Regions from separate parts of the Homo sapiens genome. Here region 1 is linked to region 2. A link is a contact called in ENCODE Hi-C data. All regions are on one chromosome and are shown on one strand. Each heading gives the region's core, a stretch centred on a gene start or an enhancer-like site at or near the end of the contact. The rest is flanking DNA. Distances are from core to core; before and after follow the strand shown. Region 1 overlaps CCDC171 (coiled-coil domain containing 171). Region 2 holds the start of SNAPC3 (small nuclear RNA activating complex polypeptide 3).

What was found. Hi-C counts contacts between places; a loop is a spot of excess contacts on that map.
Region 1: a map of PC-9 shows a loop between it and region 2 (4-fold over the local background). The contact joins the enhancer-like site here to the promoter of SNAPC3 in region 2. A Hi-C loop is called at or near these places in 1 of 168 maps with a recorded cell type or tissue (PC-9).

The regions. Positions count from the first base shown.
Region 1 is chr9:15,732,327-15,738,074 of GRCh38, forward strand. The region is part of intron 16 of CCDC171 (coiled-coil domain containing 171); the gene reads left to right. Among named protein-coding and RNA genes, the nearest start is that of CCDC171, 180 kb to the left of the region's middle. Within about 2 kb of position 3,250, at least 3 of the 41 ENCODE cell types and tissues checked have a DNase peak (open chromatin) inside an H3K27ac peak, as active enhancers do; they include PC-9, where a contact is called at or near this core.
Region 2 is chr9:15,421,276-15,427,372 of GRCh38, forward strand. It overlaps SNAPC3 (small nuclear RNA activating complex polypeptide 3), which reads left to right and starts at 1,601. Exons shown (of 9, transcript NM_001039697.2): 1 at 1,601-1,918; 2 at 2,634-2,711. The coding sequence starts at 1,605. RefSeq lists a silencer at 1,328-1,617 and an enhancer at 1,958-2,077.

The sequences.
Region 1 (5,748 bases), core at 2,000-4,499, 310 kb after region 2:
TTGTGATCCCTCTCAAATTAATTTTTGTGTGTGCTGTTAGGAAGAGTTTCATTTTTTCCCTCTTCATTTATTGTTCCCACTTCACTTGTTCAGCACTTTCCTAGCTGAATAGCCTTGGTACCTTTGTGAAAAAACAGTTGGCCATATTTAGAAACCACAGACTTGTCCATCTATATAGTTTTGCCCTCTCCAGAATGTCATATAAATGGACTCATACAGTATATAGCCTTTTGGGTCTGGTTACTTTCACTTAGCAAAATATATTTGAGATTCAGTCACATTGTTGCATATATCAGTAGTTAATTCCTTTTTACTGCTGAATAATGTCCCATTGTATGGCTGTAAAATTTTATCCAAATACTTGCTGATGGGCCTTTGGATTGCTTTTAGTTTTGGCAATTATGAGTAGAGATGCTTTAAACATCCATGGAAAGGTTTTTGTGTGATCATAAATTTTCATTTCTCTTGGGTAAATACCTAGGAGTTTGATTTCTAGATTATATGGTAAGTGTATATTTATATGGTTATATGGTAAGTGTAACTTAAGCAACTATTAAGTTGTTTTTCCAAGTGACTATATCATTTTGCACTCTCACTAGCAATGTAAGAGATTTTGATTTGGTCTGCACCTGTGCCAACATATGACTTCATCATTTTTTTCTTTTGAATTTTAGCCATTATAATAGGTGTGTAATGCCATGTCATTGTGATTTCGATTTACATTTTCCCTACTGCCTAATAAATTAATCATTTATTTATGTGTTTATTTGCTATCTGTATATCTTTTTTGGTGAGTTATCTGTTCAGATATTTTGCTCAGTTTTTAATTGGATTGTGTGTTTTCTTATCGTCAAATTTTGAGAGTTATTTACATACCGGAGGTTCAGGTCATTTTTCAGATACATGATTTGTAAATGTTTTCTACTGTTCTCTTAGCAGTACTTTTGCAAAGCAAATGTTTCAAATTTTTATGACCCATTTATCAATTTTTTTATGGGTTATACTTTTGATATTACATGTAAGAACTCTTTGCCTAAGATTATAGGCACCATTTTTTTCCCTATATGTTTTATAGTTTTAGGTTTTACATCTAGGTCTATGATCAATTTTGAGTTAGTTTCTGTAAAGGTGTGAGGTATCGATTAAGGTCAGTTTTTTTTTTTTTTTTGCGTATTCATGTCCATTCCAGTAACATTTATTGAAATCACTGTCCTTTATTGAATTGCCCTTGTACCTTTATCAAAAATCAGTTCACTGTTTGTGTCAATCTATCTCTAGACTTTCTTGTCTGTTCCATTTATTTATGTGTCTAATTCTTTTTTTCTTTCAATACTATACTGATTTAACCTTTTACTAAGTTTAAAATCAGGTAGTGTGAGTCTTCCAACTTCTTTTTTCATCAATGTCCTGAACTCTTTGAAAATCTACCAGAAGGCATAGCAATTCACTTTTTTCTCTTTTTGAGACACTTTCGCCCTGTTGCCCTGGCTTGAGTATGGTGGCACAGTCACGGCTCACTGCAGCCTTAACCTCCTGTGCTCAAGTGGTCCCCCACCTCAGCCTCCCAAGTAGCTGGGACTGTAGGCATGCACTACCATGCCTAACTAATTTTATTTTTAAAATTTTTTTGTAGAGATGAGGTCTCACTATGTTGCCCAGGCTGGTCTCCAACTCCTGGCCTCAAGTGATCCTCTTTCCTTGGTCTCCCTAAGTGTTGTGATTACAAGCGTGAGCCACTGTACCCAGCTGCAGTTCATTTTTTGAAGTAAGAGAATCAGTCATCACAAATGCTAATGTTTTAGGAGAAGCTCTCATTGAAGACTTTTCTCTGAAGAATGTGTAATACCTTAGTCTTTGACCCATCTGTATACAAATGGAAATGATCATTTTAATTATCTGTAAAAGTACATTACTATTATAAATTGGAGGCTGAGTGTGGTGGCTCATGCCTGTAATCCCAGCACTTTGGGAGGCCGAGGCAAGTGGATCACCTTGAGGTCAGAAGTTTGAGACCAACCTGACCAACATGGAGAAACCCCGTTTCTACTAAAAGTACAAAAAATTAGCCAGGCGTGGTGGCGCATGCCTGTAATCCCAGCTACTTGGGAGGCTGAGGCAGGAGAATCACTTGAACCCAGGAGGCAGAGGTTGCAATAAGCCGAGATTGCGCCATTTCACTCCAGCCTGGGCGAAACTCCAACAAGAGCGAAACTCCATTTAAAAATAAATAAATAAATAAATAAATAGGCATATATTCTGTATTATTTATGTACATATTTGCTTTTTTATCAAATATAATTGAATACACTGCAGCAATTTATTTTGGTATTATGTTTGATAAACTGTTATTATAATACATATTATAGGACCTGTAAATTTTATTTTAGGAAATTTTGTTATGATTAATTCTATATCTTTTACCACCAAAAGTGCAATGCAAATAAAAAATTTTCATTTTACATTACTTAATACATTTTCAAAAATTATGTTGATAAGGACATGAGGGGAAAAAATCCGCAGTTGTTATATAGGATTGTGAGTTATAGAGGATGTTTGGTGTCAGATGAGCATAACCATAAGTATATTCCATCTGCTGGGAAACAAATGACCTATTCTTAGAGTCTTATGTTTAATATTTGGCCATTGTAAAGAAGCAATTAGTAAAAGACACTAAATTAAAGTAAAAAACAATATTTGGATTTGATTGCTTTTATCTGAAAAAATGTAGTAGATGTTAGAAAAGTAGTGTTTGTAAGAATCTAATATTTCTAAGACTTTTTTAATGTCGAAGCTTTAAAACAGTTAGTGTAAATGCTACTAGAAAAATGAAATTTGTAGAGAAGGCAGACTGGTTTTACTATCACAGCATGTCTTTAGCACTGGGTAAAGTTTGCTAGCCACATGTTGGGTAATTCTTGAATTTAAATACGTTGAGCCATCATGTAAATATATCTCAAGTGTCTATGCCTACTAAAGTATCTGGGCCCAGTGCCACATACCATTCCATTTACTAACTTTGTTTTTGTAATCTTAGCATTTATGTTCTTGTTTCTTTTCTATTTGAAAAAGATAGTTATTGGAACAAGGACTTCCTTTCTAGAAGTAAAGTTTTTTTTTTACTGTCAGTTAATTAAGGGTTACCCTTGATGTAATGTTTATTGTAAACACTTTAGATTTATTTGACATTTTAGTAAAATCAAGTGAGTTTAGAATGGAGAACAAAACTCAGGGAGATTCAGGTTCATCATGCTATATTGCATTTTATTCTTCTTTTACTGTGGTATTGAGAGTGTATTTGGCAAGGAATCCAGGTGAGTCATAAAAGTGTTATTAGATGTTGAAACTTTTTTCTTCATAATTGAACTCCAAGAATATTCAGAGATAAAGTGGAGCTTATTGATATTGTTGGAGGTGATAATTCCTTAAGGTATACACGCCAGCCTGCAGCGATTCAGAGAGTTAGTTACAATCACGTGTACACTATGTTCTGATAGACTGTGAGTCCATGGGAATGGATACCTCTAATGAAATTGTGGAAGAGACTTCTGACTACTTTTCAAATAATTGCTTTAGAAATTGTTTTTGTTAATTATAATATTAGCAGTTGAATTGGCGTGGTGCTTGATATAATTTTCAATGCTTTTGCATATTTTGTATGTCTCTCCTTATGTAAGCCCTACCACAGGCATATGAGATAGGTCATTTAAGTATCATTTCTATTTTACAAGCGAGGAATCTGAGGTTCAGACAACTGATACTACTTACTTGTGTAGTAAGGAAGTTCTAGGGACAGGATTAGAAGAAACATAACCATATGTGAAATGTCTAGCCCATTGCTTGGCATTTAGAAATTACAAAGTGAATGTTATGGACTGTTTTAGTACGTTTTTACCATCCTTATCTTCCAGTCCCTTTTGCATTATATTGTAATACTGCTTCTTTTAGAAATATATGCTATTTTTATATATAAAGCAATATCTGAAAATAGGTATAGTGATACCTCAGTTTCATATTTATGGAACTCATATTCCTTTTTTTTTTGGAGCTAGTACCTCACTACATTGCCTAGACTAGAGGTCAGTCGTGCGATCATAGCTCACTGCAGCCTCAACCTCCCAGGCTTAAGAGATTCCCCCACCTCAGCCTCCCAAGTAACTGGGACTACAGGGCACGCCACCATGCTCTGCTGATTTTTGTATTTTTTAAGTAGAGACGGGGTTTCGCCCTGTTGTCCAGGCTGGCCCTGAACTCCTGGGCTCAAGCAGTACACCTGCTTTGACCTCCCAAAGTGTTGGAATTACAAATGTGAGCCACGGTGCCCGGCTCACATTTCTTTTTCTTTCTTTCTTTCTTTCTTTCTTTCTTTTTGAAACAGGGTCTCACTCTGTCACCCAGGTGGAGTGCACTGCTGCAGTCTCGGCTCACTGCAGCCTTGACCTCCTGGGCTCAGGTAATCCTTCCACTTCAGCTTCCTGAGTAGCTGAGACTATAGGCATGCACCGCCACACCTGGCTAAGTTTTTGTATTTTTTCGTAGAGATTGGGTTTTGCCATATTTTCGCAAGCCATCTGCCTGTCTTGGCCTCTCAAAGTGCTGGGATTACAGGTGTGAACTACTGTGCCTGGCCAGAACTCACATTTTTAAGTGATTCTTGATTAATGTTTAAACATGATAATGTATGAAAAATCTAAATAGTGCTACATTGTCAGCCACCCACAAATGGTAGTTCTCTTAATTTGTATTTCTCGGATTTTTTTTTTCTGAGAAACTGAAGTTTTAATACACTATATCATAAATTGCTACTGTAGATAAGAATATCAAGATAATTTTTACATAATTTAGTTAATATTAATAAAAAACTATATATGTTATATACCAAATATATAGCACACTGTGTTGCATGCTGTGGTAGTAACAAAGAGGTATACTATATATTTTTTTCCTCAAAAAGTGTAAAATATAATTGGGGAGATACATGAAAAAGTAAATAATACAAGGTTTATCATAGGCTGTACATAATTAGTTGCCAAAAGAATGCTATACATTTAGAAGAGGAGATAGATGGTCAAAGTTTGAGGAGGCTTAGCAGAGGAGACTGGAGCCAACCTGGGCCCTGTTGCCAGGATCTGAAAGCACAGAAAGAAGGGAGATATAGGACACATCAGAATTTAGAGGTAATATTGCTAATTTTCCACAGTCAGAGGTAATATCTCTTAACAGTAAGCAAACCAGACATCTTGCCTGTATTGACATATTTATTCCCAGTCTTCCGATAAAAAGAACTCTGTTCTTTTGAGGGTATGGCTTATCCAAAGGGTATTTTATAATTTACAGTGCTTTAGAAACAAAACAATAAACCCAGGCACATACTATTTTTGGCACATATTTTTGATGTGTTAAATTTACGTAATGAAGATAGTGTTTTAAAATTAAATAACCATTATGGGGCTTGAGAATGTGTGTGTGTGTATGAAGACTAGATAATAGGATTGCTAGATCATATGATAATTCTATGTTTAACTTTTTGAGGAACTGCCAAACTGTTTTTGAAAATGGCTGCACTATTTTACAATCCCATTAGCAATGTCTGAGAGTTCCAATTTCCCTACAAAGTGTCCTTATTTTTTAACAGAGAAACATTTACATAATAGAGAAAGCAGGTGAATTTATGTTTGTTATATTTTTAAATATTACCATAGCTTAAAAAGGCAAGATATGAAACTTATAAAAATAAGACACTTTAAATGA
Region 2 (6,097 bases), core at 351-2,850:
TAAGGCACAAAAAGAGACTGAGGCAAGTTTCAGAGCAGGAGTGGAAGCTTATTTAAAAGGCCTTTAGGAAAGAAAGGAAAGCACGCTCGGAAGAGTCCCAAGCTGTCACTGAGGTCAACTGTGATATTGACCTCGATCCTAGGACTTTACAGGCTGGCTCCTTTCCCATGATTCTTCCCTTAGGGTGGGCTGCCTCCATGCGCAGTGCCCTCCTTACCCTTGGGAAGTGAGCACAGCGCAATATGTATGAAGTTGTATGCGTGCCCATCTGAGGCTTTCTTCCCTTTTCCGATAGAGTCCCCCTGAAAGGTCATACTCCCCGATTTTGTCTCTTAATGCATATGCCCAGGAAGTTGCTTCTCCCTGTCACCTGCATTCAACGAGCACTTTAGTGCAACAGGTGTGGGCCATCAGGAAATGGCCTCTCCCTGGCACCGGCTGCCAATTTATCACTTTTAGAGGCAATGTGATAAATGCCTAAGCATCACCCCACATTCCTAGTGGGTGAGGGAAGAGCCCTCTCCTGCCCTGCTCATGCCTAACTACCTGTAACAAACCTTGTAAACATTAAGCCAGCCACCAAAAGACCATATAATTCCGTTTATATTAAATGTCCAGATTAGTTAAATCTAGAGAGACAAAGTAGGTTCTTGGTTGGCTAGGGCTGGAGGAGTTGGGAGGATCAGGGGTGATAGCTAAAAAGTACAAGTTTCTTCTTTCGAGTGGTAAAAATGCTCTCAAATAGTGGTGATGGTTGCCCAAGCCTGTGAATATACCAAAAATCACTGAACACTTCAAATGGGTGAATTATATGGCATGTGATTACAGTCTAATAAATAAATAGTATGTCCTGCTGTATCCTTCAGGGCCTCTGAGAAATGGAGAGAGCTCCATCTGAAGCCAGACTGAGTTCCGATCCTGCTTCTATTTTCCCCGCAGGTAAATCCTTCCTCAACAGCAACACGGGGTGATACGCCCTATCCGGAAAGGTTGTTGTAATTTTTAAAAACATTAAAAACATACATTAGGGTTAATCATGTAGCGTGTGATACACAGACGCTCTGAAACACTACTGCACACGCACACCAACATGGGGCCTCTGCGGAGCTTGTGAAAGAACCAGATCTGGAGGGCTGGTCGTGTCCCTGGTCTCGGCCCTCGCCCTCCTTGTTTCTTAGGCTCTAAAGCAATCAGGCAGCAGAGCAGTCCTTGAACCCCAGTCAAGAAAAAGCCCTGCACCCCTTAGTCCGAAAGCCGCAAGGAACGGGGCCTAAGCGCCTGGCGAGGCCGCCCTACCGGGCAGAGACAGTTGCTACGTAACTCGGGGACCAGAAACCCAGCCCCACCCGCTGCGGTTAACCGACAGCCGCAACGGTTCCCGCACCGCCCGGGTCGGAGAACAATGCTGCGCCCTGCACGTAGAGCCTCGCGGTGCCGCGCCCTGGGGCGGGCCTGCCCATGGCCTGCCGGGAAATGTAGTTTCTGATGCCCTGCCCGCGCCGCCTCGCCGCTCGCCGGCCGGGCGCCCCAAGCAACTACAACTTCCATCACGCTCTGCGAGGCCTTGATCTGCAGGCTTTTGCAGGGGAAGGAGTGGGGCGAACATGGCTGAAGGAAGCCGAGGTGGCCCTACGTGTAGCGGGGTGGGTGGCAGGCAGGACCCAGTCTCCGGCAGTGGCGGCTGCAACTTTCCAGAGTATGAGCTTCCCGAGCTAAATACGCGCGCTTTCCATGTGGGCGCCTTTGGGGAGCTGTGGCGGGGCCGTCTGCGCGGGGCCGGGGACTTGTCGCTGAGGGAGCCGCCGGCATCCGCTCTGCCTGGGAGCCAGGCAGCTGACTCCGACCGGGAGGATGCCGCGGTGGCCAGGGATCTGGACTGCAGCCTGGAGGCGGCGGCTGAGCTGAGGGCGGTGTGCGGGTGAGTGCGGAGCAAAGGGGCTCTTGCAGCTTGGGGTCAAACAGGGTGCAGCCTTGCTCGTGCGCTCCTCTGGGACTCATCCCTGAGAAGGGCCTGTGGTTTAGACCTGGGCTAGGAGTATTACCCTTTAAAGCTTTCAACCCGCTGGAGCCTTCCTGGGACACCAGGAGAAGTCCTGGGACCCGAATGCACAGTTTCTACGAGTTGGAGCAAAGGGACAAGACAGCTGCATCAAAGACTAGTTTTTCCATTTGCTTATTCTAAGAGTGCTTGTTAATAAAGAAAAGCAATCAGGGCAACAGCGACGTGTACCTGCCATTGACAGACACTTTGACAATGGAGGAACCTGAGTAATGGTGAAGCTGCGGGAGACTTCATCAGAGGAGTGTTAAAACCCCGACTAACTGGTTTCTTTTGGGGACCTTCCGGGTATTCTGTTACTGAAATATTTCTTAAAAGTGCCTTATTTGGGGATGAAAATATAAAAATAACTTTAATCTCTTTCTCCATTTAACAGTACTGGCTGCCTTCATCGGCCTTTTCATTATAAAATATAATCACAGAAATCGTTGTCTTAAGTTCTGGCCTCTCTGAGCCGCCTGCTGGATTTTATCTGACTTCGTAATTCAGTAATGTATTTAGGAAAACAACCCTAACTCGCTGTGAACCAGATGCAGAGTCGACCTTAAAGTATTGCTTTTCCTTTTTGTTTTAGCCTTGATAAACTGAAATGCCTTGAGGACGGTGAGGATCCAGAAGTCATTCCGGAGAATACTGACCTGGTGACTTTGGGGTATGGAGGACTTGGTTTTTATGACCTATTTATTTAAACATTTTTTCAACATTATGTTTTGAAAAGTTGAAAGTGCAGTATTGATTGTTGTCTGTATACCCACCCCTTAAATTCAGCTGTTCTTAATATTTGACCATATTTACTTTAGCCGTGTGTATGGGATGCCTGCTGTGTGTTTTTTCATTTTGCTATCCCCCATTCAGTAAGTTAGACATGATAATTTACCCGTAAATACATAAGCATATAGCTTCTAAAAGTATCATTCTCCTACATAATTATTGTGGTATTATTATACCTAAGAAAACCGTAAATACATAATCTATAATATTCAGTCCATATTCAAACTTGTGTTTATTTTTTAATATTTTTGAATGTTTGTTTATAGAGGTAATCTACTTAGATCTGGGGGGCAACCTAAATACTCTGACAGTGTTTTTCAAACTATTTGTGGTAAAGGACAGTTCTTGTTTTTAAAAATTTTTAATCTTTGACAGATTTATGCTTTGATAAAATACTATAAAAAGAATTACTAGAAAAATGGAATTAAAAAAGACAAACACAATATAAGTTCAAATTTTTAATTAAATTCAATAGACAAAATTATTCAATGATAATGGAAGTTTCTAAATGCTTACTGTCATTTTCTGTACAGATTGGTTAACAAATAGGTCATAGATGAATTCTGGTCTGCCTACCACTCTTTGAGAGGCACTGTTGTATGATAATATAGAGAAATTGTGCATGTAATAGTGAAATTTATAATTTCCAATTTATAGTCCACTTATTTCATACTACCTCAGCTATGTTCTGTCGTTCTTGATCCTACGCTATTATCCCCCTCAAATATTCAGGCAGTCATTTCAACTCTACTTGGGTTTTCTTTCATAATAACTGCTAAATCTGTTCCCCTGGTCCCTACTGCTGACTTTTACAGCAGCAACACCTGGAGCACTGTGCAAGGTTCTTAAGTGTCTTTGATAAGTACAGTCATTTCTCCCACTGATTTATCCATCATGCTGTCGCCTGAGCAAGCCATTTTGCTTAAAAATGGTCTATGGCCCTACATCTCCTATATGGAAAAATTTCAAACTCCTTAGCTAGACATTTGAAGCCTTCCACATATATCCCAAATTTGCCTTTCCAGATTTATTTTCAACCACTTTCTCTTTCAGATGGCTCAGGATGCATGTGGCCTCTCTCCCATCTGAAACATACCACTTCTATGTTATGTTATGTTACGTTATTTTTTTGAGATGCAGTCTCACTCTGTTGCCCAGGCTGGAGTGCAGTGGCGTGATCTCTGCTCACTGCAACTTCTGCCTCCGGGTTCAAGCGATTCTCCTGCCTCAGCCTCCGGAGTAGCTGGGATTACCGGTGCCTGCACCCTCGGCTGCCTAACTTTTTTGCATTTTTTGTAGAGACGGGTTTCACCATGTTGGCCAGGCTGGTTTCAACTCCTGACCTCATGTGATCTGCCCAACTCGTTCTCCCAAAGTGCTAGGATTACATGCGTGAGCCGCCACACCTTGCCCATACCACTTTTTTAAAAGCCCAAAGATTCCTTTCCAGATTACCACAACCCATCTTTCCCTTAGGAAACAGATGCATTTATACTGCCTTAAACTCTTAACATTTCTAAAGTCCTTGAAGGCTCAATGAGAGTCCAAACTCCCATCTGTGTATTGTTCTCAAGCCTACTATACTGCCTTGCTCCAATTGGTGCTCTGTAACTATTGTTGATTGATTAGTTGTATTTGTCTAAAATGCACATCTGATTGTCACTCCCTTGCCTAAAACCTTTTGATGTCCCTTAGGCTGAAGTCCTGAGTCTGTAGTGGCTCACAAAGGCCTCTAAGGAGTGGACCTTGCTGTTTTCATTTTGTTTTGTTTTTGAGATGGAATTTCACTCTTGTTGCCCAGGCCTGAGTGCAATGGTGCGATCCCGGCTCACGGCAACCTCCGCCTCCTAGGTTCAAGTGATTCTCCTGCCTCAGCCTCCCAAGTAGCTGGGATTACAGGCATGTGCCACCACGCTTAATTTTGTATTTTTAGTAGGGACGGAGTTTCTCCATGTTGGTCAGGCTCCATGTTGGCCAACCTCTCGTGATCCACCCACCTCGGCCTCCCAAAGTGTTGGGATTACAGATATGAGCCACCGCACCTGGCCCGACCTTGCTGATTTTTTTTAAGCTTTCTCTCTGCAGTGTTCCAGCCACACTGCACTGTGTTTCAGTTCCTCGAATATGCTCTCTCACTCCAGGCCTTTGCCCAGAACAGTCATTCTTGCTTATCTCCTGACCTTGTTGACTTCTACTCATCCTGCAAGTCTTAGCTAAAGGACTACGGACTCCATTTAGGTCATCTTGTATGCTCATGTAGCACCCTATGCTTCCCTATTGAAATGCTCATCACATCTGTAATATACGTGTTTAATTTTCTGTCTTCTTAGCTACACTTGAAAGTTCCTTAAGTTACATCTGCCACACTCACTGCTATATTACCAATTCCTAGAACTGTGGTGCATAGTAGGGAGCCAACAAATATTTGTAGAATGAGTGGAATAAATGAAACTTTCAGAAGACTCAGGAAGTGATTTTTAGAGATAGACTGAAAAAAGAACGTTGATGATAATCATATTAAAGCAGACTCTTTTTTGCTATAGTTAATAATGTATTCATTGATTTATAGTAATTTTGTTAAGCCATGTTAAATAGTAATTTTAAGACTGCTTAAACATTATTTCCCTTGACTACTTTGCACTACTAGGTCAACTAGATCTCTTTGGTTTCTTCTAGTCCCTCCAAACAGGATTTGTGGGTAGAATTATATATAATCTAATGTAAATCAGTACGGTATTCTTCAACTGGGGTTATTTTGATATACTGTGAAGCTAGTGTATTTAATACATGACCATTGTTAACCTTAATGGTCCTGCCAAAAAAAAATTAGACTTGTGGCAAAAGCCTAAATTTGTATCTCTATGCTTTATCTTTCTCTGAACCTTCCTTTTCCTCACCAATAATTTCACATTATTATATTATAAAAATAAAACATAAGTACATCATTTCTTTATTATGACATAAAATAAATTTCTGGTACTTTTTCTTTCCCACATCAAATGAAAGAGCTCGTTTTATGCATATAAGGGACCAAAGGTAGTTGGTAGATATTGATTCTTCCTTGATACATGTTGCTCCCTTAATCTATAGCAAACTACATAGCTTTGGCAGTTTTGACATTTTTTTTGACTACTTAGTTGGTTTTAATTCCTAGGAATAGGAGAGATAATTGTTAATACATGGGTGCTGCTAAAACTTACTTGTCATTCCAAAAGCTTCAGCAACATCACTTATTTATTTGTTTATTTATTTATTTTTAGACAGAGT